2 separate regions of the Homo sapiens genome follow, and region 1 is linked to region 2. Evidence: chromatin loops called from intact Hi-C (ENCODE). Cell type or tissue: HCT116. All regions are shown on one strand. Each heading gives the region's core, and the rest is flanking DNA. Links, peaks and the distances in the headings are about the cores only. Region 1 overlaps PPCDC (phosphopantothenoylcysteine decarboxylase). Region 2 holds the start of LOC124903529 (a long non-coding RNA gene).

Region 1 (14,945 bases), core at 3,947-11,946, 69 kb after region 2:
GAGGAGGGACAAAGAGCAAGGAAGAAGGGTCTTCCTGTGGGCACCTGGCTGGGTGCAAGGGCAGGGGAGAGGGGGACACTCCTGGGGAGCAGTGGCAGGTCACACTGACCCATCAGGACCAGGGCTGTGCCCATGTGCTACAGAGAAGGTGAGAGCACTGGGGGCGATGTGGGGAATGGCGGAGCACGATCTCCCTGGGCAGACCGGGGCCCCACAGCAGCAGGTCTCCTTGTACAAGGATGTCTGCAGCTCAGCAAACTGGGTGTGAGGCCCAGGGACGGACGAGGGCACCAGGACATCACTCACAAGCAAGTTGTCACAGATGCCACTGGCCACCTTCCCCAGAGTGTTGGCATCAAGAGGAGCCACCAGCAGGAGGTCTGCCCACCTCCGCAGGTCAATGTGCAGAACTGGGTCAGAGCGGCTCTTCCATATCTGGCAGAGGGAAGAAAAAGGGGTCAGTGTGGAGGAAGCAGGATGCAGCGCCAAGGCAGGCCAGGTACGGTAAGTCAGGAGACTGAGGAACCCACTGACCTGCCCTGCCCAGGCCAACCTCCGTTCCCTCCTGCAGCTAAGCTGGCGAGCGCTAGCCATGGAGCCAGCAGCCGAGAGAACCAGGCCTGAGGAAACAAGTGCCCCTTGTCTCTCTGAGCTATTCCCTTCATGGTTTGGCTTTCAAGAGAACTGACATCTGGCAGGGAGCTCCCGGCCTGTCTGCTTGAGGCGGATGCTTGGGTTGTCCAAGCCAGTGGAAAGCTCCGGGGCAGTGAGAAATGGAGGGGGTGGGGGCGGGGAAGACAGGCCAGCCGGAAATGTTCTAGGCTAAGAATGTTTGAAAATGCCTGGCAGGGAACCCCTGTGAGGCCCACACTCAGCGTCTGGTGAATCAGCCAGTGCCCACCCATCCGCAGGGGAGATGCAGCAGAGCCCGGCGGCCGTGGGAAGTGAGGCGTTCTCTTCAGCCCTGACGCCAGGAACCACGTGGACAAGGGTGGTGGGAACAGAGCTCCTCTGTGGTTTCATCAGCCCAGATAAGTACAAGGACACTCAACCTCAGGCACCAGGCCAAAGCCCAGCTCTGCCTGGGCCGGGAGGAGACTAGGGCCTCCTGCAGGCCAGAAGCTAGACAGATGTTTTCTTCATTGCCTCTGCCCAGAGGGCCCTGACCACAGACTTGAGCCCAGCCTGTCTGTTCCAGCTGCCAGACCATAGGCCGTAGGGAGGACTGTTCTGTCCTGCTGGTGGAAACTCAATGGAACTCAGCCCAGGGGCCCCAGCACTGACCTCCCATTCATCAGCGTCGCTGTAGAGGGTGACAGGAATGTCCTGGGGGCTGTAGAAATGTTTGGCTCTCTCAGTTGTGACCACTGCTACTTCCAGCTGTCACCAAGAAGAAGGGGGTGGCGGGGAGGGAGGAAGAAACTGTTACCAGAGCCACAGGCCTGGAGGCCACAGGAGGGTCAGGGCAGGCAGGTGCTGTCTTCACAGGCTGGCTTGAGAGAGGACTTCCCTCCTTAGCTGCAAGCCTCATGTCTGCTTAGCTACTTCTGCTGTCACCCAAAGGTCAGGCCCTATCAGGTGTGGCTGTTTCACTTCCCTATCTGAGGGGCTGCTGAGGAATGAGTCACCAACTGCCCGTATATACAAAGCTGCAAGCTCCTGCCACTCGGGCAGAGGTAGGCCCAGTGGCAGAGGCACGCAAGTGACAGGAAAGGAAGTCAAGGCCAGGGCCGCAGAGGCCACAGCAGGCAGGAGGGGCCACCCAAGGAGGCTCATAGGTCCTGAGTTCTGTGCCACACAGCAGCTCTGCCCTCTGCAGGCCAAGGCGCTGGGGGCTGGGGCGCGGCATGTCCTCTGTGCATGCATGACCCGAAGAGAAAGCAGACAGTATCCCTTCACGTACTTCTAGGAACAAGTCCTCGTGGGCACAGGCTGCAGACAGGCTCCTGGAGAACCCAGCCTGTGTGTGCCCTACACTCATGGGGTGAGAATGAGGTTTACCTGGTGTACACTACCCATTCACTAAGAAATTACTAACGCAAACCAGGGCTGCCTGCAATCTGCTTAACAGAACACATGGCTGTGAAAAACAGCACCCAGGAGTGTGAAGGGCACTAGATGGGTTGGCTATCATTTGTAAAACAAGATTTTTTTTTTTTTTTTTTTTTGAGATGGAGTCTTACTTTGTCGCCCAGGCTGGAGTGCAGTGGTATGATCTCGGCTCACCGCAACCTCCGCCTCCCAGGTTCAAGCCATTCTCCTGCCTCAGCCTCCCGAGTAGCTGGGATTACAGGTGCACACCACCACGCCTGGCTAATTTTTGTGTTTTTAGTAGAGACGAGGTTTTTCACCATGTTGGCCAAGCTGGTCTCAAACTCCTGACCTCAGGTGATCCACCCGCCCCAGTCTCCCAAAGTGCTAGTGTTACAGGCGTGAGCCACCGCACCCAGCCTGTAAAACAAGATTTTAGACTAACGAGCTGGCAAAGTACAGGGGCCCAGAGGAAGTAGCTGTTGGGGAGAGGGGTGTATAGGGAACCACATCTTTGGGGGAAACCAATGAATCAGGAGAGGACATTTGTTTCTCTGGACATTTATCCAGAAGAAAGAAAAGTCAAGGGTGACAAGGACAGAACCATCAACCAGCCAGAGCTATAGTCATGGGCCATGTCTGGGCCAGACCCAGCCTATAGACATGCTGTTTGGCCTACACAAGATTATTAACATTTTTGAGCCAACATGTCCAAGTTGGAAGATTTCGCATAGAAAATTCAATTTCCTGAGTTCTTGTGAAAAGCTGAAGGCTAGGCGCTGCTGGACACACATTCCTACGTGAGAGCGACGTGGTGCCCTAAGGCCTGCCTCTCACTCTGTAGGACGTGCCCATGCCAATTCCACCTTGTCCTCATTCCTCCTTACTGTCTCTCTGAGGCACCCCCTCCTCGCTTGCTTCCTGCATATTGTACAGGGCAGGGTGGATGACACAGCGGCACAGCGCCTAGGAACAAAGCTAGGACCAAGGAGTAGAAGTCTCAGAGAAGAAGACTGAGGAAGAACTTCAGAAAGTCTGGCGTTCTGAGTTCTATTGACTTGTCCATTCTCCATCTCACTCCCCCTTAGGATCTACCATGCCCAGAACCTGCAAAAAAACCTCAAGGACCTTTTCAGAGGTCCATCACTTATTTATTTATTTACAGAGTCTTACTCCATTGCCCAGGATAGAGTGCAGTTGTGTGATCATGGCTCACTGCAGCCTCAACTGCCCTGGGCTCAGGTGATCCTCCCATCTCAGCCTCTTGAGTAGCTGGGACTACAGGTGCATGTCACCATGCCCAGCTAATTTTTTGTATTTTCGGTAGAGACAGTGTTTCACCATGTTGCCCAGAATTATCTCAAACTCCTAGGCTCAAGCAATCCACCCACCTTGGCCTCTCAAAGTGCTAGGATTACAAGCATGAACCACCATGCCCAGCCTAGAGGTCATTTAAACCAAACTCCCACTGAATGCTGGAGTCTCCCTAGGATGGCCCTGAATAAGCCTTGCCCAGTTCTGAGTAAGATGGCAAATGAGCAGGGCTGCATTATCCCTCCCCGGAACCCAGTCCTGGAGATGCCACTGGGCCAGCACAGGTTGGGAGAGCAGGGCAGGGCGGGGCCATGCTGAAGGCCCTGTCTCTTTCGTGGGGAAGACACAAGATAGTGATGAGGTAAAGAAGAGGGCACAATAAGTTATGGTAACCATAAGAAGAATAACCTTTACCTTTCAAACCCACAGAAGGAAATTCAATCTACACATAAAGGATACGAAAGGAGAAAAAGAAGCAGAGAGAATATATGATAAAGCATTTGGCCGGGAGCAGTAATGGGATTACGCTCATGCCTGTAATCCCAGCACTTTGGAAGGCCGAGACAGGCAGACTGCTTGAGCCCAGGAGTTCAACACCAGCCTGGGCAACATGGTGAGACCCCCATCTCTACAAAAAATACAAAAATTAGCCAGGCATGGTGGTGTGCGCCTGTAGTCCCAGCTATATTCGGGAAGCTGAAGTGGGCGGAGCCCTTGAGCCTGGGAAGGCAGAGGCTGCAGTGAGCAGAGATCAAGTTACTGCACTCCAGCCTGGGTGAAAGGGTGAGACCCTAACTCCAAAAAAAATAAAAAAATAAAAAAATAAAAAGCAAGCAAGCATTAAATAAGACAGCATAGGTAAATCCTAATATAATAATAATTATAGTAAATATATAACAGGCTCATCTTCTGTATTAAAATTCAGATTCTTATCTTGGATATTGTTTAATCCATCAATATCTTGTATAAAAAGATAAATTTAAAGCAAAAGAACATATAAAGGTTAAATAGAAGAAAAAGCTTTTAGTTAAATAAGGTAAACTCTGCTCCCTCCCAGAAGCCCATTAAAATAAAAGTAAAGTAATTTTTTTTAAAACGATCTAAACTCAGTGGCTCACGCCTGTAATCCCAGCACTTTGGGAGACTGAGGCAGGCAGATTGCTTGAGGCCAGGAGTTCAAGACCAGCCTGGGCAACGTGGTGAAACCACATCTCTAATACAAAAAAATTAGCCAGCATCGTGGCACACACCTATAGTCCCAGCTACTCTGGAGGCCAAGGTGGGAGGATCAGTTGAGCCCAGGAAGTCGAGGCTGCAGTGAGCCAAGATCATGCCACTGCACTCCAGCCTGGGTGACAAAGTGAGACCTTGTCAAGGAATAGAAGAGAAGAGAACGGCTGGGCATGGTGTCTCACGCCTGTAATCCCACTTTGGGAGGCTAAGGTGGGCAGATCACCTGAGGTGGGGAGGTCGAGATCAGCCTGACCAACAAGGAGAAACCCCATCTCTACTAAAAATACAAAATTAGCCGGGTGTGGTGGCGCATGCCTGTAATCCCAGCTACTCGGGAGGCTGAGGCAGGAGAATCGCTTGAACCTGGGAGGTGGAGGTTGCAGTGAGCTGAGATCGCACCATTGCACTCCAGCCTGGGCAACAAGAGTGAAACTCCATCTCAAAAAAAAAAAAACAAAGAAAGAAAAGAAGTAAATTCTCAAGAACAAAAAGAAGAGGAACCAACAGCAGTTAAGACGTGCCAATGCGCTTTCAGAAGATGGAAGCGAAAGGAAGCACTAGCAGAGCAGATCCTACAAGATAAGATTAGATTAGATGAGAAAAGAAAATATCCAAAGCCTACACAGTAACTGAGACACAAGCCAATTAGAGCCCAGGAGCCTAGGACTTGAGGCAGTGAGTACCACAAAGGTGAGCATGAGGCAGATAGCTGAATACAGGAGGACTTCCTGACCTGTAGAAGGAACAGCTAAAGTCCCCCCAGGTCTTCTTCCCACCCAAGGCAGCCAAACATACTACCCTTGCAGAGTTAGCACAACAGAGGTCAAAGGAGTCCTGGAGCAGAAGTGAGTATCTACAGACCAAACAGAGACCCAAGCCTGCTTCCCCTACTTGACCCTAAGAACGCAAGGTCAACCAGGCAGGAGACTACTGATAGGGTCCTTCTGGAAAAAACAAATAACCCTGGCAGTAGGGAGATGTGGTAGGGAAGGAAACCTTCAGATATGGAATTCAGAGGTCCACCAACAAAACATTTCAATACCAGATGAGTACCAAGTCCCTGGCAGTGAAGACAGAGTTTCCAATCAACTTTTGGCACCCAAATAAGAACAGCCAAGGAGTATCAGATATCTGAGGAGAGTCCTCTAGCAAGAAAGAGATTACACAAACAAACAGAAAATAGAAACCCAGAGACAATAGAGGGAGAAGAAAACTTAAAGATGAGAGACTACACCCAAGAAACAAGAACATAACACTTTTTAAAATGAGTATTCAAGGAACAAAAAAGAACTCTTAGAAATTAACATTATAAACAGTGAAATAAAAAATTCAACACAAGTCTAAAAGAAATCTTCCAGAAAGGAGAAAAAAAAAGATAAAGAAACGGATAATAGTAGAAAAAAGATGAGAAAATTGAATCAATTCAGTAGGTTAAAAAATCTGACGATTAAAGAGTTCCAGAGAGAACAGAAAAATAGGAGAAAATTACAAAAAAAAAATTAAATTAAATTTCCCAGAAGTGACGAACCCACAGGTGAGAGCCATTTACTCTGCCTCCAGGGGTCGGAGAAGGCAACCCCACTGTTAGGTTCATGAAGAAATTAGAGCGTCATGTCTATTGGTGCAGCCTGAGCCCACAGCAGCTCTTCTGGTGGCCACATCCCTCTGCTGATGTATGGAGTTTGCAATCAGCAAAAACTCAAAAAAATTATTCTCATTCATGCTGCTACTAAGCCACAAGCGCCAGGCTGTATCTGAGCAGTTATTTTTCTGGTCCCAAATGCTGTCCCTCACATGTCCCTGGTAAACTTCCCCTCACCAGAGTTGGTCTGCTGTTTGCTCAGCCTACAGAGAGCTCCTGAGAGCTCAATCCTGTTGCTCCTCCTCTCAGCCAGCACCACCATCAGTAGCCCCCAGAGACACTAATCCAAATTATGAACAGAACAAAGTCAAGGGCAGAGGCCACCCACAATGTCCACGGGCGTGGGTGTGGCAGCAGAGCAAGGGGTGAGAAAGAACCAAGAAGAAACTCTTTCCAAGTTGGATCTTTCACTGGCTATAACATGCTGACAACATCCCCAGGTGGTCTAGGGAGAGGTCCTAGGATTCCATCAAAGGCCTCATCTAAATCGAAAAATACTTTGTCTACTATCCAAAACATAAACTAAAATCGATATGCCTTGTTCCTAGTGATCCCAATCTAGCTTTTCTTAGCACTTACAAGCCTCATCTGTAGCAATTTGTGGAGCTCACCTCCTTCACCTTTTTGATAAATGGATACTAGCCATCTCCTGCCCCTGGCCCCTTTGACGTTTCCCACACTTCCTGTAGGTCACCAACCACAGTACCCTAGCACCCCAGGAGAGAACTTGCCCAGGACAGGAGATGAATCACCCAGCCTCGGTTCAGGTCCCTCCTACCACCACAAGCTCAAAAGAGAAGATGAACAAAATGAGATCAAAGAATCCCCCCATTTCTTTGTTAAAAACAACAACAACAACAACAACAGAGTCTCACTTTGTCATCTAGGCTGGAGTGCAGCGGCGCAATCTCGGCTCACTGCAACCTCCCAGGTTCAAGGAATTCTCCTGCCTCAGCCTCCCAAGTAGCTGGGATTACAGGCATGCGCCACCATGCCCAGCTAATTTTTGAATTTTTACTAGAGACAGGATTTCACCATGTTGGCCAGGCTGGTCTCGAACTCCTGAGCTAGGGCAATCCACATGCCTCTGCCTCCCAAAGTGCTGGGATTACAGGCATGAGCCACCGCGCCCAGCCCCTCCCATTTCTTCTTATCCTCTGCTAATGTTACCACTGGCCTCCAGCACCAGACACTGCTTCATTGTTCTTCTTCCAAATACATAAAACAGCCCTCTCGAGCCTCCTGAGTTTTGCCATAAGCTTCAGCTCACCCTGGGGGGCTCTGGACCACATTCTTCCTTCATCTCTGGTTACATGTCCTCCCTTCCACTTAACTGTTTTCCAGCTCCTTCAACAGAAGGCTTCAGGTAGCCAGAGACCACATCTCTGCTAATACACTGCCTGCTTCTGCTCATGGGACCACCATCTTTCATTTCTAAGAGCTTCCCAACCATCCTGAACCATTTGCTACTTAAGAATGTCCCAGGTTCATCGCCTCTATTCTGAAATTTGGAAAGCTACTTCCTGAAGGTCTAGGTCCTCCACTCTCCCCAGCTCCCAAAACCATCTTCCAGTTTGCAAAGCGGAGAACCTTGCCTAGTGCTGGCCTTCAGAATCATCCCCAAATTGGGCGCCAGGCATGGTGGCTCATGCCTGTCATCCCAGCACTTTGGGAGGCAGAGACGGGCGGATTGCTTGAGCTCAGAAGTTTGGGATGAGCCTGGGCAACAGGGCAAAACTCCTTCTCTACAAAAAAAAAATAATCAATCAATCATCCATCAATAAAAAAATAAAAAGAATCATCCCCAAATTGGTAATGCCCTTGATTCAGGGGTTCTCGCCTCCCTCTCAACTCTACCCTTTCTTCCTTCCCTACACCGTCACTCAAGGTCTCAGAGCCTTTAGGCCCCCACTGTCCCCTGGGGAGCTCCACCCGGGGTCCTGTTAAGCCTCTCACCCTGCTTGAGATCTTCCCTCTAAGCTCTTTGCCTAACCTCTCAGAGGCTCCACTCTCTAGCCACCCTCCCAGGTTACAGTCACATTGTTAGGGAGCCTCCTGGGGTCAAGGTCTTCACTAAGGAGTAATGCGAAGAGTATGTGATGGGCGGGTCTTTCCTGATGCCCCACCTCTGACCCACTGAAGCAGCTGACTCTCCTTGGAGGTGACCCTGACTGACCCCAGTGCTGTCTAGCAGGCCCAGACTAGTTTTTCTGGTTTTAGAGGGATGTCACTTGATCTGATTCATCAGCCCTATGGGCTTTGTTCTTTTATTTTCATTCACTCCACCAAAAGGTCCTGGGAGCCAAGGGCTGGGCCCTGTACACATTAAAATAAATAAATAAATAAATAAAACCATGTGTTATCTTCTATGATACTAAATAATTCTGACCGTTTACTCATTTACCTTGACCTTTTCCCAGCAAATGCCAAGGAGCCCTGGCAGGGCAGAAACTCCCTGAGGGCAGGAGCCTTCCTTGGCTTTCTCTTACACCTTTGTGGGTCCTGGTAGAAGCAGCGCTGGGCATTAAAAAAGAATCCCCCATATGCTACAGAATTCCTGAAAGGCAGCTCCCGGCTTAGTCCCCTGCTGACACCACTTAGAAAAAAGTTTTTTTCCTTTTTTTTTTTTTTTTTTTTGAGACACAGTCTTGCTCTGTGCAGGCTGGAGTGCAATGACACTATCTCGGCTCACTGCAACCTCTGCCTCCTGGGTTCCAGAGATTCTCCTGCCTCAGCCTCCAGAGTAGCTGGGATTACAGTTGTGCGCCACCACGCCCAGCTAATTTTTGTATTTCTAGTAGAAAGAGTGTTTCACCATGTTGGCCAGGCTGGTTTCAAAGTCCTGGCCTCAGGTGATCTGCCCACCTCAGCCTCCCAAAGTGCTGGGATTACAGGTGTGAACCACCACGCTCAGCCTACCTGAGAAAAGTTTTTACAGCTAATAGTTTTAAGCTAAATCTCTTTGTGTATGTGACTGAGGCTTGGACAGACCCTATTACATAAGCTGCCTGCATTTTATCTAGCATGTATAGAGATTCCTTCCCGAAACCAGTTGGCAAGTCTAGTTTCCTTTTCTTTGCTGAAGAGACATCAGGAATCCTGATTTGGGTCTGGTCAGGAGAAATGGAATGAGGATTTAGAGTGATACCTCCCGTTTCTACTTCAGGCCCCTAGTGTGGCCAGGCTACGTCTGGGGCAGATTATCAAAGGAACTCGTGGAGAGGCACTTCGCAGCCACAGGATGAGACAAATCCCATGGCCTGAGTCTCCACCGCCAAGCCCATTCCTGGCCTCTACCCACTAGAACCAAGAGCCAGTAGCACCACCATCCCTAAGTTAGGACAACCAAAAATGTCTCTGGACATTATCCAATGTCCCCTGGGAGGGAAAATCACCCCCGTTGAGAACCACAACTCTACAGCATTATCCGTGAAGAGCATTTCCATCTCTGCAATGATGGGAACGGCCCTACCTGTGCCGTAGGGTGTGGCAGCACTGGCCACATGTGGCCACTGAGCATCTGAGGTGTGACTGCTGTGACTGAAGAACTGAATTTTTTATTAAATTCTAATTAATTTAAATTTAAATTTGAATGTGGCAAGCGGCTGCCACATTCAAATTTACATTTATCGGATAGCACAGCTCTGGAATATACAAGAAAATTTAAATATATCAGATAGCACAGCTCTGGCATATACAAGAAAAGGAGAAGAGCCCAACTGGAACTAGCAGCTGAGTGGCTGGAGAGCAGGCGTTTCTAGTAGGGCGTGATGATGCCTCCACTGGAGACCAAGGAGGATTCTAAAGAGGAAGTGGTAGCCCCGCACTTAATCTGTGACAAGACAAGGAACCCAGGGCTTTGGTGGCCCAGTCCTCTGGGCCAGGACGCACAGCAGAGGACTCTGACATTGGGTCTACCAGTGTTGACGATGGCATGCTCCAGATCTGTGCCCAGGTCCTAGCGGCCAGCTAAGAAGCTGACACTAACCTGAGCAGGGGAGTTGGTGGGTACATTCTAGGACAAAGGATTCTTGGGGCCCAGTGCGGTTGGCACATGAGGCGCGGGAGCTGTGAAGGAGGTGGCCTCCTTAACAAAACCCCCAAGGGAGTTCCGGTTGGCTCAGTGGGTTCCATGGCTCATGATGATGCCTCTACTCGGCAAACATTTACTAAGCCTCTTATATGGTGGGGGCAGGGCTGATAAGATCCAAGCTCTGGCCTCTCCTAGGGCTCAGTCTAACAGATAGGTGGGGTACAGGTAACCCCTAACTGCAAGGCAGACCAAGATAGGAATCCACAAATTCCACCATCCTCAAGCATTGGTGAGCTTGAGCAGAGAATGAGCTCCAGGTCTGAGCTCTTCAATTCACTCACTGATAGGACCCAGGAAACCTGGCCTCAAGCCCCCAGTTCTGCTAACTCACTCACTCCCTGGAAGGCCGTGGGCGAGACCCTCTTCCTCTGTGCCTGGTTTCCCCTTATGACCCATGCATGGGCCATTTAGACCACATGGTAGGGCTCCATCTAGCTCACCGTACCACCCCAGCCCTTCTGTGACCCTGACCTTTCCCACCTGGCTCTGCAGGAAACAGTCGTGCTCTCATCTGCCCCTGGGGGAGCTGGTGTTCTGGTTGTGTCAGCTCCTCATGCCAACCCTTCTGTGTGCTTCCCCAACTTCAGAAAATTCTCAAGAAGGAAACCAGGGAGGTGGTCTAGGGAGGCTCTGCACAGGAACGTTGTTCTGGGCAATCAGGGAAGGACCCTGGGGTGCGGGACCCTCTGCCCAGAGGCCGACAGAGCTCTGTCCCTAGAGGAGCAGGTGACAGGGCTGCAGGCCAGAGGAGGAAGGGGCCAGCCAAGCAGGCAGAGGCACAAATAAAGGTCTCAGAGTTTCCACATCAGGACACAGAGCGGGCAGGTGGCCCCCACCCAGAAAAAAAGAGAAATCCTCAAACCAGGCCTTATGTCTTCTGCTCTTTCCTCAGTGAGCACTTTAAAAAAAAAAAGCACAAACTTATCAAGAATGTTCCCCAATATTCCCACCAAAAGCCCCACTGACTTAAAACAAACAAACAAACAAAAAAACACACACACACAAATATACACATAGGTTACAAATTAAAACTGAACAGAATGATACAAAAATGAAAAATGCAAGTTTCCCTTCCTCCACTGGTCCCCCTTCACAAGGGTAACCACCTCCAGAGGAAAAAACTGTGTGCAGTAACTCAGTATAAGAACACACAGAAGGAATCAGGCTGCATACCAGGGGTCGGCAAACCTTCTCTATAAAGGGCCAGATGATATTTTAGGCTTTGTCGTAATGATTTAACTCTGTAGTAGCACGAATGCAGCCATAGGCAATACGTAAATGAATGGGTATGGCTGTGTTCCAATAAATTGTCTTGGACATGAAATCTGAATTTCATATCACTTTTTTTCCGAGTCATAAAATACTATTTTTCTTTTGACTTAATCATTTAAAAATGTAAAAATCAGGCCAGGCACAGTGGCACATGCTTGTAATCCCAGCACTTTGGGAGGTGGAGGCAGACAGATCACTTGAGCCCAGGAGTTTGAGACCAGCCTGGGCAACATAGCAAAATCCTGTATCTACAAAAAGAATGCAAAAAAATTAGCAGAGTGTGATGGCACGCCTGCAGTCCCAACTATTTGGGAGGCTGAGGTGGGAGGACTGCTTGAGCCTGGGAGGTCAAGGCTACAGTGAGCAGTGATCACACCACTGCACTCCAGCCTGAGCAACAGAACAAGACCCTGTCTCAAAAATAAATAATAAAAATTAAAATGTAAAAATCATTCTTAGCTGTAGGCTATACAAAAACAGGCAGAGCCGAATTTGGCCTTGGGGGGGGGGGTCCAGTTTGCTAGCTCCTACACCCTGCTTATTCCGCTTCCATCTTGATGATTGCTCCCTTCAGCACAGAGAGAGCCACCCCATTTTTCTGAATCATTGCCAAGTAATCCACTGAGAGATTGTCCCATAAATCATAAGGGCACCACAGCTCTCTACTGCTGGATATTTTGTTTGCTTCCAGTTTTGCTTTGAAATTATAAATAATGCTATAATGGACATCCTTTCACTTTGTAAATACACCCCACAGAGTTTAATCCTGTGGGTAAATCAAGGACTATGAAGATGTTTTAATTTCTCTCAATATTGTCAAGTGGTCCTCCAGAAAGTCAGAATTTACTCCACACTGCATATGAGCAGAGCCTTCTTTTCCTCACCCTCGACAGACCTGGATGTCCTGACAGACACCCTAGAAATGTATCCTTCTCTGAGCCCGAGGCCTGCTGACTCCTTGAGTTGGGGGTTTTCTCTATCTTTAGAAATCCCCTTTTGGCTCTGAATTCTGCTGACACCTGCCCTGGCAAAAGCTAGGGCGATGTCTGTCTTCTCCTCCCAAGTTTGAAGGGTGTGGATGAAGGAGTTCAGGAAATGCCACCCCATAATATGCGGCTTTGGTATGCTGATTATTTCAAACCTGAAGGCACTGGGGGAAAAACAAATGCAGGGAGGAACTTTCTCTGAACTTCTCTTATCTGCCTAAAGAGGGATTCCCCTTGTCCTGAGTCCCCCTCCCTGAGAAAGGAAGACTGACTTATTGACAATCTGCTGAGGCATCTTTTATTATCTGAGAGGTTTTTATCTGCCTAACAAGACCGTATAATTCCTCCCCTCACCCTCCCATAACTTGTGTCGCCACCACCCCCAGAAGCCCCAAGCCCCTATTTCCTTCTGTAGCTCAGGCTGCTATACAGGCTTCAGCCATCTCACCCTTCTGGGAATCTCATATTTTGTGGTACACCCATGTGCAGATATGTAACTAAATATGGTTTTCTCCTGTTGATCTTGTTTTTTGTTGTTATTGTTTTGAGATGGAGTCTTGCTCTGTTACCCAGACTGGAGTGCAGTGGCATGATCTCAGCTCACTGCAACCTCTGCCTTCTGGGTTCAAGCGATTCTCCTGCCTCCGCCTCCTGAGTAACTGGGATTATAGGCGCCCACCACAACCGGGTAATTTTTGTATTTTTAGTAGAGCTGGGGTTTTACCATGTTGGCTAGGGTGGTCTCGAACTGGCCTCAAGTGATCCGCCCGCCTCAGCCTCCCAAAGTGAGCCACCGCGCCCGGCCCTGTTAATTTTGTTTATAAGTCAGTTGAACTCATAGCCCAGCCAAGCAGCCTAGCAAGATGGAGGAAAGCCATTTTTGCTCCCCTGCATGGGCCAGGCTGCCAACCCCAGGGAAGAAACTGCCTGAGCTGACAACCCGGATTTTACTGCCACTCAATTACATGACAACTACGGAACTACAAAACCCCCGGCATCCTGAAGCTCCTGAGCCCCAGGACCTTCTCTCAGGCTGCCTTTGGGTCCTAGTCCTTTTTGCCCTCACATCTAGAATCTTCTAACACCAGTGCCAGAAGAGGCCCTGGAGATGGATCATTTGAGAACCTGCCCCTCCTTCACTGTGTGGATAAGAAAATTATGGCCAAAAAGAACGGACTTGCCCAGGGTCCCAGCGTCAGAAATGTGCTCAGCTGCCTCTCTTGTGACACGGTTGCCCACCTGCCCCAACATACTCAAGGTCATCTCTGCTAGTGACTACTCTCCCTGACTGCTGGTGTGTGTGGCTTGTGGCTAATCCATGTCTCTCCACCACCCCTCACAGTCTCCCTGATTTGGCTACCTTGACATTAGCGGCTTTCCCGGGATGTCTGGACATACTGGTCAATCAGGAACAGTGATGGGCCAGATCTGTAGAATCCCCCAGCTCCCTGCAGCCCACACCCCAGCTGTTCATGTGCTAGACAAAATCTGGATGTACCTAAGGAAGTTCCGGAAAGCCTTGAGCACCTGAACCCACGACTCAGCAGGTGAAGAGCTGAAAGTGACTGCTCCAAGGGACAATGATGCTCCTGCAGGAGATCCAGCAGGAGGCAATGTGGAGATCAGGGCCATCAGGGAGTGAAGGGGAGTGTGCAGGGATAGACGCCACCACTGGGGCCAACACAAGGCAATCCAGGGATTACCTTTGGATCCCAACACCTCACGAGGGCCCTAATAAGCAAGGCCAGGCTTGGAGAGCTGTCTCCCTGCAGATGAAAGGCATGGGCCCTCCACAAGAGCAGGTGAACTGTGGCTTCCATGGCTCTTCCCAGTGGGGTTGCCCCACACCATGTGGCTGGCCCAAAGGACATGAACAAGGGGAAAGGACAGGGTGATGGCCAGGAAACACACACAACCGAGTGCTTCAACATGCCAGGCTCTGTGCTGAGTCACTGGCACAGGACCATTTTCATCTGTGACCCCTCCCACCCCAGCCAACATCTCAGGGAGCCTGACAAGAGTCTGGGGGATGGGCAGCAGGAATCAGCCCTATTTTCAAATGGGAAAGGCAAGCTCCAAGAGGCTGAGTCGGGGAGCCCTCCCTCCCAGTTCAGTGCCCTCTGGCTGCCTCACTTTTGGCATCAACTCCAACCAGAGAGGGGAAGCCAAGTCCTGTTCCAGACATGGCCTGCCATCCCATGGGGCCCAGGCTAAAAGGCCCTGGGGTGGGCTGGAGCACCTCCCTGCTCCAGGCAACCCTTTCCTCACAACCCCCCTCCCACCAAACGCTGGCTGCGTGGGATGGGAGGAAGCGGTAGGGTTGCCATTTCCCTCCGCTCTGAGGCTGCCCATCTGTTTCCTGGGATAGGACTCC
Region 2 (14,945 bases), core at 2,839-10,838:
TGAAGTGCATTCTCACTCCTGTGAATAATCTTGGGAGGCAGGTATTGATAAGGGTTCTTGGTGCTTTGTGAAATAGTAACTTGCATGTTGGTGACTCAGAGCAAGACTCTATCTCAAAGGCAGAACAGAAGTCAAAATTCCCACTTTTAAAAATTTTATTATTATTATTTTTCAGAGACAAGGTCGCACTCTGTCACCCAGGATGGAGCCCAGTAGCCCAATTGTAGCTCATTGCAACCTTGAATTACTGGGCGCAAGCGATCCTCTTGCTTCAGCCGCCCAAGTAGCTGGGACTACAGGCGGGCCCCACCATGCCCAGCTACCTTTTAAATTTTTTATAGAGACAGGGTCTTACTGTGTTGCCCAGGCTGGTCTCAAATCTCCTAGGCTCAATCTGTCCTCCCGCCTTGGCCTCCCAAAGTGCTGGATTAACGTTGTAAGCCACTGCACCTAACTAATATTCCCCCCCTTTTTTTTTTTTTGAGACGGAGTCTTGATCTGTTGCCAGGCTGGAGTGCAGTGGCGTGATCTTGGCTCACTGCAACCTCTGCTTCCCGGGTTCAAGTGATTCTCCTGCCTCAGCCTCCCAAGTAGCTGGGACTACAGGTGCTTGCCACCACGCCTAGCTCATTTTTTGTCTTTTTTGAGACAGTCTCACTCTGTTGCCCAGGTTGGAGTACAGTGGTGCAGTCTTGGCTCACTGCAAGCTCTGCCTCCTGGGTTCACACCATTCTCCTGTCTCAGCCTCCCCAGCAGCTGGGACTACAGGCGCCCACCACCATGCCAGGCTAATTTTTTGTATTTTTAATAGAGATGGGGTTTCACCGTGTTAACCAGGATGGTCTTGATCTCCTGACCTCGTGATCCTCCCACCTCGGCCTCCCGAAGTGCTGGGATTACAGGCGTGAGCCACCTCGCCTGGGCTTTAATTTTTATATTTTTAGTAGAGACGGGGTTTCACCATGTTGGCCAGGATGGTCTCAATCTCTTGACTTCGTGATCTGCCTGCCTCGGCCTCCCAAAGTGCTGGGATTACAGGTGTGAGTCACTGTGCCCGGCCTAATATTCCCATTTTACGCACAAGACAACATAGACCTCAAAAAGGGAAGTAACTCTCCAAAATCACACAGCCAGTGAGTGGCAGAGCTGGAGTCCTGACTCTCTTTTCTGTTTTCACACAGCTGGCCTCAGGCCCAGGGACCTCTTGGCCTTCATGCTTCCACTTCTCCCCTCTCTCCCAGCTGACCCCACCTTGCCTTCAGACACTTTCCACAATGTCCCTGGCTCTGAGCCCCACCCGGAGGGGATCCTTAATGTGAGCTATAGGCTTGAGCCCATGATCTCGTCACAGACTGAGCTCTCATCCTGATCACTCACTAAGCCCTGATCCTACCACAGAATGAGTCTTGGTCCTGGTCCTAGATAAAGCACTGAACCTGGTCATAGACTGAGCCCTGATGCTGGTCACAGACTGAGCCCCAGCCCCTTGCCACCAGTTCCATTAATAATGTATACAATTAAACACAAGTCGGGCCTGGCACAGAAGTCATGGATGGCTGGGTACCATCCCTCTCCAGTGTTGCAGAAATCCTGTCTCAGGGACAGAGCTTGTGAGGCTATGGCCTGGCTAGATGCTCTGGCATCGTTTCCCTCCATCCTCCACCAGAATTTATGCCACAGCTTGTGCCCATTCATTTCTGTCCCCTCCCGCTGCCCTCCCTGTGTGGGTGGGGGTTTGGGCAGCCCATGGTAATAAGCATGGAGCAGGGGTTGTCTGTGATGTCATTCTTGCTCAGAACGAAGCATTCCAGCATGGACAGCACTTGTCCTGGCTCCCCTGCTATATAGAACTCACTGTTCCCCACCCTAGACCCTTACCCTCACCCCTTGCCAGGCCAGCATTCTGCAATATGATTTCCAGGAGCTTCCAGAATGCTGGCTTGTTACAGCTGCTGCCCTGCTCTTAGTGACCAGCATCTCCTTCGAGCAGTCCTCTGTGTCAGGTGGGAAGCCGGGCCGACTTCTGACCACCCTCAGCTCTTGTCAGCCCAGGGGAGGTGGAAGGTCAAGGGAGGGGCAGGGAAGGTGATGGAGCTGGGCAACTTGGAGGAGAGAAGGCAAGGAGGCAGAACGGGACAGGCGTCAGTGTATCACTGAGTCATAAAATGTCAGGGCAGGTGGGAAGTGGAAGGACTGGCTCTCCTCTGCTCTCCCTTGCTAAACAGATGGAGAACTGAGGCCCAAGATCCTACAGTGACTTAGGAGAAAAATGGGGCCTCACATGTGGATTACTGGTACCAAAGAACAGCAGATCCCATAGCTCCAGAGGCCAGAGGAGGACCTTAAGGGAAGGAAGACCTTCCTAATTATCTAAGTTGCCCAGCCCAGGGACCTCTGGTTGGAGGGGCACGGGGCTGTGAGTTCCCCATCGCCATGGGACTGTAGCCAGCACAGTCACAGTATGGCGGTGCAGCCCAACCCTGCCGGGGGTGGAGATTGGTTGCTTTCTTGGCCACGTTTCCTTTTGTGGGTTTGGAACCCAGATGTGCTCCCTGCACGGGATCTTGGGGTCCCAGAAGGGCCTGTTCTCCCTTCTCCCCCTACTAGATCCAGCACAGTTCCTCTGGGCAGCTCTGCTGCTGCTGCTGGCTGGCCACAAGGCACTCAGGATGTAGGAGGCATCTAGACCCACAGTCAGAGTATGTATTTGGGAAGGGAAATTGGGAGACGGTCCAGCCGAGCGGGGGCTGCTTATTGGAGCAGACTGGGTCTGAGAAAATCATGGTAGACAGGTGGGGACCTCGCCCTTCTCCAAGCCAAGGGGGTGGGCTGTGGTTTTCAGGCGCTTGGGCCCCTGCCTTGCTGCCACGCCCCAATCCTGAACTCTGCGGCCCACACCCCCCACAAAACCAAAGCCAGCTTTCTGGGCCCCGGTGGCTGTGTCTCCCTGGGCCTATTCTCTCCCCACCCGGGTGGTTTACATGCCTCTGTGCCATGAGGCTGGCCACTCTTTGAAAGCCGAGGGTTGCAGGGTGGGTTCCTCAGGAAGTGGATTTGGGCTCGGAGTTACTGTGAGGGATGTCTGTTAGGGAGAGCTCTTGCAGACAGCACCTGGAGAAGGGAAGGCAAAGAGGCCAAACTGGGCAGAGGGAGAAGAAGTCCAGCTGCAAGACAGGCCCAACCCTGGCCTCAGCTGCCTCACTGGGAGCTCCGAATGACCTGTCACCGCCCCACACAGGGCTTAAATAGCCGGGCCTGAATTAGTACCCAGCTGGATTAGTCCTTGGATATGAGGCTGCCCAGAGAAAGGCATGGGAGGCCGAGGCAGAGGAGGCAAATCTCTGCAGCTGGGGGCAATCCCTGGAGAGCTGAGCACTCACGACCCTCCCGCCGCCAGGGCCAGTCCTTCCTGAGGTACATCTGGACATCGTGTCTCTGGGTCTACTGTCCTGGGTTTTAGTGGGCTTTTGAGAGACGCTTGTAGAATAAATGAATGCATAAATGAAATAAGCCCCTCACACATGTTGGCCTCACTCTCCTCATCAATTGAATAGGGATAATACTTTCCACACTCATGCTGTGAGGGCTAAGCTCGTTGTAAACACCAAGTGCCATGGGCCTATGAGGCCTCCCCATCTCTCCTTCAGCTGAGGCCCCGAGGTTGGGGCTAGGACACGGAGGGGTGGGGTGGGCTTGGCAGTTCGTGGTTGCTGCTTCAGGGGAAACCACAGCTGCCTCTTGCTGGGGCAGTCAGTGAGGCCCAGGGGAGGGGAAGATCACATGCAAGGCGGGCTGTGGGCACTGAGTCACCACCCAGAGGGAAACCACGGCCTCAAGAACCCAACGCCAAAGGACAGGTGGCAGGTGAGGTGGGCGAAGAGCTAGCAGTCAGGAGCAGGTATCCAGACAGCCTCTTCACCTCAAGGTCCAGCCCTGTCCCATCCTGCGGGGCAGCATCTACTGTATGCTACAGGAGGGGCTGGCTCAGTCACAGATCTCTGAGCAACAGGACAGAGCAAGAGCTGAGTGACCCTGGGCAAAGAGCCATCCCTCTCTAGTTCTCCCCTACCCCTGGGAAAATAGGGACAATTCTTGGGTTTGAGAAAATTCATGCATGATGTCATCATCTGAAGATTTTGCTCATACGATGCTTTTACCTCATCATTACAGTCTAGAGTGCTGCTGTTTGTCGCGTTGCATTCATCTACTGATTGCTCTAATAGCTGTGAAATGTCTTCCTCTGTCAGTTTCCTTCTCTTTCCTCTTTGTAGGAAAATGAACAATTCTGAATTCTTAACTGTGTGCAATGAAAGCTAAAAAAAAATACAAAGATGATATCTCTGGACTTTTTACACTTTCTTGAAAGACGGTCCTAATGCTTTGGACAAGGCAATAAGAAAACTGAAAATTGGTGAAATAGCAATGACTCATGTCACTATTGAGTCATTCAGGCAATTCCATCATTCTTCTGTTTTCTTACTATTTTAGTCTTTTTTTCAAAGCATGGGTTGGGAATAATTGATGAGTAATGATGAAATAGTTCCTGAGGGAATACAATAGCAAAATGTTTTATGATATAGGAAAAATAAGATCATGAAGATCTCATAATATATTTTAGATTTACAAATGATCCAGTAGATCCATATGATAATTACAAGATAAAATAAGCTTCTTCTTTTTTTTTTTTTTTTTTTTTTTGAGGCAGGGTCTCCTCTGTCATCCAGGCTGGAGTGCAGCGGCTCACTGCAACTTCTGCATCCTGGGCTTAGTAATCCTCCCACCTCAGCCTCCCAAGTAGCTGGGAGTACAGGGGTGTGCCACTGAGCCCAAATAATTTTTGTATTTTTTCATAGAGGCAGGGTTTCACCCTGTTGCCCAGGCTGGTCTCGAACTCCTGAGTTTAAGCAATCTGCCCTCCTTGGCCTCTGGAAATGCAGAAATTACAGGCATGAGCCACTACACCCAGCCCTTCATTCTTTTTTATTAAAAAAAAAAAAAAGAAAGTGGACAGGTGCAGTCGCTCACGCCTGTAATCCCAGCACTTTGAGAGGCCAAGGCAGGAGGATTACCTGAGGTCAGGAGTTTGAGACCAGTCTGCCAACATGGTGAAACACTGTCTCTACTAACAACAACAAAAAAAAAATTAGCTGGGCATGGTGTCAGGCACCTGTAATCCCAGTTACTTGGGAGGCTGAGATAGAAGCATCACTTGAATCCGGGAGGTGAAGGTTGCAGTGAGCTGAGATTGTGCCATTGCACTCCAGCCTGGGCAACAAGAGCGAAACCCCATCTCAAAAAAATAAATGAATAAATAAATAAATAAAAGTTCTCTTTGGTTTTGGGAGACCTCCGTGAAAAAATAAAAGTAATAAAATAATCCTCATAAATCGTTTGAACTGCTCAAAAAAGAAACTTCAACCAGGCATGATGGCTCATGCCTGTAATCCCAGCACTTTGGGAGGTCGAGGGAGGCAGATCACTGAGCTCAAGAGTTCAAGACCAGCCTGAGCAACATGGCAAAACCCCCTCTCTACTAAAAATAAGAATACCAAAAAATACAAAAATTAGCCAGGCGTTGTGGCACGCACCTGTTGTCCCAGCTACTCGGGAGGCTGAGGCAGGAGGATGGCTTGAACCTGTGAGGCAGAGGTTGCAGTGAGCTGAGATTGTGCCACTGCACTCTAGCCTGGGAGACAGAGTGAGACCCTGTCAAAAAAAAGAAAGAAAGAAAGAAAGAAAGAACGAAGGAAAGGAAAGAAGAAAGAAAGGTTGGTTAAAAATTAAAATTAAAATTGGGTCTAATGGAGTCTGAAGGTATATTGAGAGTTAAAATGAAATTCCCCGAGGAGGACTTAGCTGAAGGTCCACCTCTCCCTGTGCCCAAATAGGGAGGAAAAAGTAGAGACTGTGATATGAAATGAGACCCCACCAAATGACAAATTATAAGCAAAAAATGCAAATAAATGCAAGTGAAGACGATATTGAGGACCCTGGTACTCCTGGTAAACATGGAATATGGGCTCCTTTGGGTGATTGGTATTCTAAGACAGCTGCCCCATCCTCCTTCCGGGGTCTCCCCTACAGCCCCTGTGGCTGGGAGACCCACGCCTGAAGGCTGTTCTTGCTTCCTTACTCCCTTCCCCAGCACTGACAGAATTCTCCTATTGCCCACTGGTGCCCCGAAGCTTGGCACACCAGCCATTCTGCTCTTGCTGCTGCAGGCAAGGGGCCCTCTGGCCACCCACGAGCCCTCTGGCCACCCACGACGTCCCTGTGAATCATCCTAGAGCAAGGTCAGTGACAGGCCCGGCACTGCTGGGCACCGGGAGCCCCAAGGGCTGTTTCCCACATAGGTTTTTGTGTTTTGTTTTTTTTGAGACAGAGTCTCGCTCTGTTGCCCAGGCTGGAATGCTGTGGCGTAATCTCAGCTCACTGCAACCTCTGTCTCCCGGGTTCAAGCAATTCTCAAGCCTCAGCCTCCCGAGTAGCTGGGACCACACGTGTGCGCCATCATGCTTGGCTAATTTTTGTATTTTTAGTAGAGACGGGGTTTCACCATGTTGGCCAGGCTGGTCTCCAACTCCTGACCTCAAGTGATCCACCAGCCTCGGCCTCCCAAAGTATTGGGATTACAGGCATGAGCCACCATGCCCAGCCTCCCACATGGGTTTATCATCAATTTACAATAGCCTCACAAGTGTTGGGGAAAACTGAGGCTCAGAGAAGGACGGTGACTTGCCTGGGGTTCCCGAGCAAATCATTAACAGAGCAAGGTTCATAACCAGACCTTTTGCTACCTGTTCAGAGCCTTGTCTTCCATGTATAGGCCCAAGGAAGCTCATGCCTTCCAAGGGTGCAGGGGGCACAGGCTACTTGAGCTCATGGGCCGCCTTGGGGGCTTGAGTCCAGAAGGTTTTCTTTCATGAGAAGAGACTGGATTGTGCTTGTTCATGGGAGGTAGGAGAACCCATTTGTTAAGAGCTCAGGCTCATGAGTTTACAGTATGTGGGTATTTATCCTGGCTGTACAACTTATTCCTGTGTGGCCCTCAGAAGGGAACCTAACCTCTCTGTGCCTTGGTTTCTTTACCTGTTGGGGTGGTGGGAGGTTGAGTCCTTTTGGTTGCCAGATCAGCAGGTCCCTTGGATTCCCTTGAGTCTGGGGGATTATTATCAGTAAGGGAGACAGGCCCTCACAGGACTCCAAGAGTAGGACCTGGACCTTGTCCAGGCATGGACCCTGGGGCTGGAGAGTGGTACTGCGTGTGGGCACTAGGGATTCAAGACAACAGGGTGTGGTGAGTGGTCCTATGGCACTTCCTGAGCTCTCTCAGCATCCGCTCCCTTCCCTCACAAACACCCCACAACCACCCTGCATTTGTTCAGCTTTTTCTTGTCCTCCCAGCTTCCGCAAACTCATTTTTTCCATTTCCTCATCTCTCAGCTTCCTGGGCATGACCTCAGAGTCCAGACAGCTTTGTGGCTGCTCTGAAACACACCCTTTCAACTTAGCCTCAACCACTCAAACCCCTGAGGGAGAAACCTGATTCCAGCCAAGGCAGACTCATTGATCTCAGATTTACCCTACCATGGTAAACAACCATAAATACTGGGCAAAATAGAATATCCAACAACAGTTTGTAGGCACTGGACAGCAGCCAATGCAGGGTTATGGTCGTTGGAGAAGGAATGCACATGAGGTGAGCCTCACTTTTTTTTTTTTTGAGACAGGGTCTCACTCTGTCCCCCAGGCTGGAGTGCAGTAGCATGATCTTGGCTCACTGCAACCTCTGCCTCCTGGATATAAGTGATTCTCCTGACTCAGCCTCCCAAGTAGCTGGGACTACAGGCGTGTGCCACCACGCCCAGCTAATTTTTGTATTTTTAGTAGAGATGGGGTTTTGCCATGTTGGCCAGGCTGGTCTCAAACTCCTGACCTCAGGTGATCCACCTGCCTCGGCCTCCCAAAGTGCTGGGATTACAGGCATGAGCCACCTCGCCTGGACAAGCCTCACATTTAAATTGCTTTCTCCATGAAGCCATTTCCCAAACTCAGGTGCAAGGAAGTGGACCAAGCAGGAAGTCACAGTCTCAATGGGCCAAGAAAATAAGTATCTGGCCGGGTGTGGTGCTCATGCCTGTAATCCCAGCACTTTGGGAGGCCAAGGTGGGTGGAACACAAGGTCGGAGTTTGAGACCAGCCTGCCCAACATGGTGAAACCCCATCTCTACTAAAAATGCAAAAATTGGCCGGGCGATGTGGCTCACGCCTATAATCCCAGCACTTTGGGGGGCCGAGGCGGGCGGATCATGAGGTCAGGAGTTCGAGACCAGCCTGGCCAATATGGTGAAACCCCGTCTCTACTAAAAATACAAAAATTAGCTGGGCGTGGTGGCATGCACCTGTACTCCCAGCTACTTAGGAGGCTGAGGCAGAAGAATCGCTTGAACCCAGGAGGCGAGCTTGCAGTGAGCCAAGATCGTGCCACTGCACTCCAGCCTGGGCAACACAGTGAGACTCTGTCTCAAAAAAAAAAAAAAAAAAAAAAAAAGCAAAAATTAGCCAGGCGTGGTGGCGGGTGCCTGTAATCCCAGCTACTCAGGAGGCTGAGGCAGGAGAATCACTTGAAACCAGAAGGAGGAGGTTGCAGTGAGCTGAGATTGTGCCACTGCACTCCAGCCTGGGCGACACAGCGAGACTCCGTCAAAGAAAAGGAAAGGAAAAGAAAGGGAAGGGGAAGGGAAAAGGGAACACCCAGATATTTTTTGTATTTTTTGTAGAGATAGGGTTTTGCCATGTTGCCCAGGCTGGTCTCAAACTCCCGAGCTTAAGTGATCCACCTGCCTCAGCCTCCCAAAATGCTGAGATTACAGGCATGAGTCACTGCACCCAGCCAAAAAACTGACATTTTGGACTGCAAAATATATTTGAAATTAAGAACTCACTGGATAGGTTTAGCAAAAGACTATATACAGCAGAAGGCAAGACTCGTGAACTTAAAGACCAGTCAATAGAAATTATTCAAATTGAAGCACAAAGCAAAAAGAATAATAGAAGGAAAAACAGAACTGAGTATAAGAGATGCACGGGATGTGCTCAAAAGGTCTAACATACGTGTTTGGAATTCCTTAAGGAGAGAAGAGAGGGAATAGGAGAGAAGCAGTATTTGAAGAAATAATGGGCTGGGCATGGTAGCTCACGACTGTATTCCAAGCACTTTGGGAGGCTGAAGTGGGAGGATCACTTGAGCCCAGGAGTTCAAGACCAGCCTAGCCAACATGGCAAAACCCTGTCTCTACAAAAAATACAAAAATTAGCCAGGCATAGTGGTGTACAACTGTAGTTCCAGCTACTTTAGTGGGAGGATCAGGATCACATCAGCCAGGGAGGGTGAGGCTGCAGTGAGCCATGACTGCACCACTGCACTCCAGCAGCCTGGGCAACAGAATGAGACCTTGTCTCAAAAAAAAAAAAAAAAAGAAAGAAAGAAAAGAAAAGAAAAGACAAAGAAGGCTGGGCGTGGTGGTTCATCCCTGTAATTCCAACATTTTGGGAGGCCAAGGAGGGCGGATCACCTGAGGTCAGGAGTTCGAGACCACCCTGACCAAAATGGTGAAACTCTGTCTGTACTAAAAATACAAAAATTAGCCAGGCATGGTGGCTCGTGCCTGTAATCCCAGCTACTTGGGAGGCTGAGGCAGGAGAATCACTTGAACCCAGGAGGCAGAGGTTGCAGTGAGCCAAGATTGTGCCACTGCACTTCAGCCTGGGTGACAGAGTGAGACTCTGTCTCAACAAAAAAAAAAAAAAAAAAAAAGAAAAAGAAATAATGGCTGAGAATTCCACAAATATGATGAAAGGCATCAAGCCATAGATTCAAGAATATCAATGAGCTCCAAGCAGAGTAAGCATAAAGTAAACTACACTTAGCCTCATCACAGTTAAATTACTGAAAATCAAAGACAAAGTAGAAAGTCTTAAAAGAAACCACATTTTAAAAGAGAGAGAGAGACAGAGATACCAGCAATACAACTGATGGCAGACTATGGAAGCCAGACAATAATGAAATGACATCTTTAAAATGCTAAAAAGAGTTGGGGACAGTGGTTCACACCTGTGATCCCAACACTTTGGGAGGCCGAGGCAGGCAGATCACTTGAGGTTAGGAGTTCAAGACCAGCCTGGCCAACATGGCAAAACCCCATCTCTACTAAAACTACAAAAATTAGCTGGGCATACTGGTGCATGCCTGTAATCTCAGCTACTCAGGAGGCCGAGGCATAAGAATCGCTTGAATCCAGGAGGCGAGGCTGCAGTGAGCCGAGATTGTGCCACTGCACTCAAACCTGGGCAACAGAGCCAGACTCTCTTCCAAAAATAAAATAAAATAAAATGCTAAAAAAAAAACCTGCCAAGCTACAATTATATGCCCACTTCAAAAAATAAAGTAAAAGAAACATGTTGTCAGACAGACAAAAGCGGAAAGAATGTGCTTTGTTACTAGTGCACATCTGCACTATAAGAAATACTTGAGGAGGTTTGCACGGTGGCTCATGGGTCCTGTCTCAGCACTTTGGGAGGATTGTTTGACGCCAGAAATTCAAGACCATATGAGCAACATGGTAAGACCACATCTCTACAAAAAATAAAAAATTGGCCAGGAGTGGTGGTGCACACTTATAGTCCCAGCTACCCTGCAGTTCGAGGCTACAGTGAGCTGTGATTGTGCCACTGCACTCCAACCTGGGTGACAGAGCAAGACCCAGTCTCAAAAAAAAAAAAAAAAAGAAAAGAAAAGAAAAGAAAAGAAAAACTAGAGAAGGTTTATTTTTGTTTTTGTCTTTTATTTTTTGAGACCAGGTCTCGCTCTCGCTCTGTCACCCAGGCTAGAGTGCAGTAGCGCTGTCACAGCTCACTGCATCCCTGGCCTCTCGGGCTCAGGCTATCCCCCTGCCTCAACCTCCTGAGTAGCTGAGACCACAGCCGTGCACCGCCATATCCAACTAATTTTTTTTAAGTATTTGTAGAGATGAGGTCTCCCTATGTTGCCCAGGCTGAGGGAATTTTTCAGGCTGATGGAAAATGAGCCCTGATGGTACTGCAAGAAGGAATGAAGAGCACAAGGAAAGAGTAAAAATGTGTCCAATGAGAATCAAATATTGGCTATTTAAAACAACATCTCATAAGATTTTTCACATAAAAGCAAGTATATGAGACCCAGTGTGGTGGCTCACACCTGTAATCTCAGCACTTTGGGATGCCCATGTGGAAGGATTACTCGATGCCAGGATTTTCAGACCAGCCTGGACAACATAACAAGACCCTATCTCTATAAAAAATTTTAAAAAAAATTAGCCAGGCACAGCAATGCATGCCTGTGGTCTCAGCTACTGTTCTCAGCTACTGGAGAGGCTAAGGCAGGAGGATCGTTTGAGCCCAGGAGGTTGAGGTTCCAGTGAGCCAAGATCATGCCACTGCCCTCCAGCTTAGGCAACACAGGAAGACCCTGTCTCAAAAAAAATCAAAAAAGTAAATATATGACAACAATAAAACCAAAGAGGGTGGGTACTAAATGGGAGTTAACTGTTATAAGGTTATTGCATCATTTAAGTATAAATTGTAAATGTTCTAACTTAATGTAGATTGAAATAAATCAAGGATGCATTTTATAATCTCTAAGATGACCACTAAAATAGTAGTAAAAGAAAATGCAATTAAAAAGCTAACAGTAGGCCAGGCACAGTGGCTCGTGCTTGTAATCCCAGCACTTTGAGAGGCTGAGGCAGGCAGATCAAGAGGTGAGGAGATTGAGACCATCCTGCCCAACATGGTGAAACCCTGTCTCTACTAAAAATACAAAAATTAGGCCAGGTGCAGTGGCTCGCGCCTGTAATCCCAGCACTTTGGGAGGCTGAGGCGGGTGGATCACGAGGTCAGGAGTTCAAGACCAGCCTGGCCAAAATGGTGAAACCCCGTCTCTACTAAATATCAAAAATTAGCTGGGCATGGTGGCACATGCCTGTAATCTCAGCTACTCGGGAGGCTGAGGCAGAAAAATTGCTTGAACTGGGACCCAGGAGGCAGAGGTAGCAGTGAGCAAGATTGTGCCACTGCATTCCAGCCTGGGCTACAGAGCGAGACTCTGTCAAAAAAAAAAAAAAAAAAAATTAGCTGGGTGTGGTGGTGGGCGCCTGTAATCCCAGCTACTCCAGAGGCTGAGGCAGGAGAATGGCTTGAACCTGTTGAACCCGGGAGGCGGAGCTTGCAGTTAGCCAAGATCGCACCACTGCACTCCAGCCTGGCAACAGAGCAAGACTCCATCAAAAAAAAAAAAAAAAAAAGCTAACAGCAGAACAAAATGAAATTATTTAAAAAAATATTGATTAAGTCTGGGCGCAGTGGCTCACGTCTGTAATCCCAGCATTTTGGGAGGCTGAGGCGGGCAGATCACGAGGTCAGGAGATTGAGATCATCCTGGCTAACACGGTGAAACCCCATCTCTACTAAAAAGAAAACAAAAAAAATTAGCTGGGCATGGTGGCGGGCGCCTGTAGTGCCAGCTACTCGGGAGGCTGAGGCAGGAGAATGGCGTGAACGCTGTCTCAAACATAAATAAATAAATAAATATAATAAATATAAGGACATAAAAAGGTGAAAGCAAAAGGTTAGAAAGCAACATTTCATGTCAACACTAATCCCAAGAAAGCTAATATGGAAATATTATACAAACAAACAAAAACCAAACAAACAAAATATATTTATATATATATATATATATACACACACATACACATATAGACGTAGGCTGGGCACGATGGCTCACGCCTGTAATCTCAGCACTTTGGGAGGCCAAGGCTGACGGATCACTTGAGGTCAGGCATTTGAGAACAGCCTGCCAACATGGTGAAACCCCATCTCTACTAAAAATACAAAAAATTAGCCAGGCGTGGTGGCGGGCGCCTGTAGTCCCAGCTACTCAGGAGGCTGAGGCAGGAGAATGGTGTGAACCCAGGAGGTGGAGCTTGCAGTGAGCCGAGATGGCGCCACTGCACTCCAGCCTGGGTGACAGAGTGAGACTCGGTCTCAAAAAAAAAAAAAAAATTAATCGGGCGTGGTGGCATACACCTGTAGTCTCAGCTACTCAGGAGGCTGAGGCATGAGAATTGCTTGGACATGGGGAGGCGGAAGTTGCAGTAAGCCAAGATTAAGCCACTGCACTCCAGCCTGGGAGACCTAGTGAGACACTGTCTCAAAAATAAATAAATAAATAAATATAATAAATATAAATATAAGGACATAAAAAGGTGAAAGTCAAAGGTTAGAAAGCAATATTTCATGTCAACACTAATCCCAAGAAAGCTAATATGGAAATATTATACAAACTTTAAGTCAAGAAGTATTATGAGAGAAAAAGTAGAATATTTCATAATAATCAGACTCCAAAGGAACAATCTATTTGGCCCAACTTGTCCAGCTAGTCCAGGTTACAGGAGGCTACCAGCTGTGAACCGGCGCCTAGGATGTACTGGGGCTAGGAGAACTGCCCTTGCAGCAGCTCTGAGGGGAAGGTGTGGGTCCCTTGCCATCCTGGTCACTTTTCCTCATTTCACCCCGCCCTTCCTTGTTTGATGTCTAAACCCAGAGATGCCCAACTACACTTCCTGTATCCTAGGCAGGCTCTCAGCTGCTAGGGACTCAGCCTGAATCTGGGCTACACAAATACTCCAACCTTGACTGTGAGCTGTAGTCCAACCAGGATTCCCATCCCAGGGCTGTGGCCTTACAGTGGGAATTGACAATTGTCGCTGGACAATCTGATTTTGTTGGCCTGAACCACCATTCCCATGGACAGTGACCACGTGAGCTCCTAACTGGTAGCTCTGCCTCTTGCCCTGTCCTAGTGGGTGGACAGGTCTTTGCCACCCACCAGTTGGGCAGGCTGGGTAGGGCAGGGCCTGCAGCTCCTGAGAGGGCTATAGTTCGTGGCTGATTCACCTTAGCCATTATCACTCAATTTCTGTAACCTCTTTCCCCTGTGTCACAGAGAAAGCGGTGGGACAGGGCAGACCATGCTCTCTGTGGCCCTGGGTTCTGGCTCCTGCCTGGATTGCTAACTCTGATGTCTGGTATTCTGCTCTTGCAGACACTATTCTCTCCCTCCAGTTCCAGCCGCTCTTGCCCCGCGAGTTGGATCCCTCCCTCTGAAACAGGAGGCGAGACATCTTTCATGGTTCCCCATCTCTGGCGTCCCTCCCTTGCTATTCTGCCTGCCTTCACAGCCCTGCCACACGGCTGGACAGGCCTCAGCCACAGCTCCTGCCTCACTGGCTAATTCCAAGCTCTGCTCACCTGGGTGGGTCCTGACCCTGGGCTTGTTTGGGTGCAGCTGCCACTTGTATTCACTTTGCCCACAAGGTCCTCCCAAGACATATTACCCATCCTGTGGGAGTCTAATGCTTTCTGTCGGATTTTATCAGCTGTGGGTAGGACATGGCATGCCATGATTACAATGAATGATATTAATTGGTTTCATCCTTGTTCGGATGCTGTGGGTTGAAGAATACAGTCTCTGCAGACAGGCCTGGGCTCCCGTCCCACCTCAGCCACATATTACTCTGTGATTCTGGGCAAGCGACTTAACCTCTTTGAGCCTGAGCTTCCTTGTATGTAAAGTGGGTTAGTATCTGTCCCCTAGGAGTGTGGTGAGGGATAAATAAGATGATGTGTGTGAAGTGCTTGGCACAGCACCTGGCACATGGATAGTGCTTAATACTACAGACGATGGATATTGCTATGTCTGAGGAGCTCAGCTAACTGTGTTACAAATATTCTAAACACAGCATATTTCTACTCTGTTGTGGTTAGGTTTTTCTGTTTTTAAAACATTCCGTAATATATAATAATAATAAAATTAATACCTGTATACCGGCTGGGCACAGTGGCTC

The links. A loop is a pair of places that touch in the nucleus more often than their neighbours do. Peaks named below come from ENCODE experiments on the same cell type or tissue, not always from the same donor. Only the 100,000 strongest peaks of a DNase experiment are listed, where the experiment ranks them.
Region 1: it touches region 2 in a loop (2.1-fold over the local background); 26 of 110 quality-filtered maps call a loop at or near these places.

What each region holds. Positions count from the first base shown.
Region 1 is chr15:75,029,876-75,044,820 of GRCh38, reverse strand. PPCDC (phosphopantothenoylcysteine decarboxylase) reads right to left here. Exons shown (of 6, transcript NM_021823.5): 3 at 1,285-1,380; 4 at 307-435. Among named protein-coding and RNA genes, the nearest start is that of PPCDC, 14 kb to the right of the region's middle. RefSeq lists enhancers at 1,065-1,424, 541-1,740, 1,465-1,774, 1,865-1,954, 7,896-8,396 and 1 more and silencers at 7,308-7,546, 10,749-10,942. In HCT116, for the core only: no CTCF peak of the experiment used is centred there; a DNase peak (open chromatin) is centred at 8,390; H3K4me3 peaks cover 1,500 bases; H3K27ac peaks cover 795 bases.
Region 2 is chr15:75,097,521-75,112,465 of GRCh38, reverse strand. It overlaps LOC124903529 (a long non-coding RNA gene), which reads right to left and starts at 5,618. Exons shown (of 2, transcript XR_007064720.1): 1 at 5,589-5,618; 2 at 138-4,313. RefSeq lists an enhancer at 1,427-1,496. In HCT116, for the core only: no CTCF peak of the experiment used is centred there; DNase peaks (open chromatin) are centred at 3,805, 4,465 and 7,485; H3K4me3 peaks cover 2,026 bases; H3K27ac peaks cover 2,232 bases.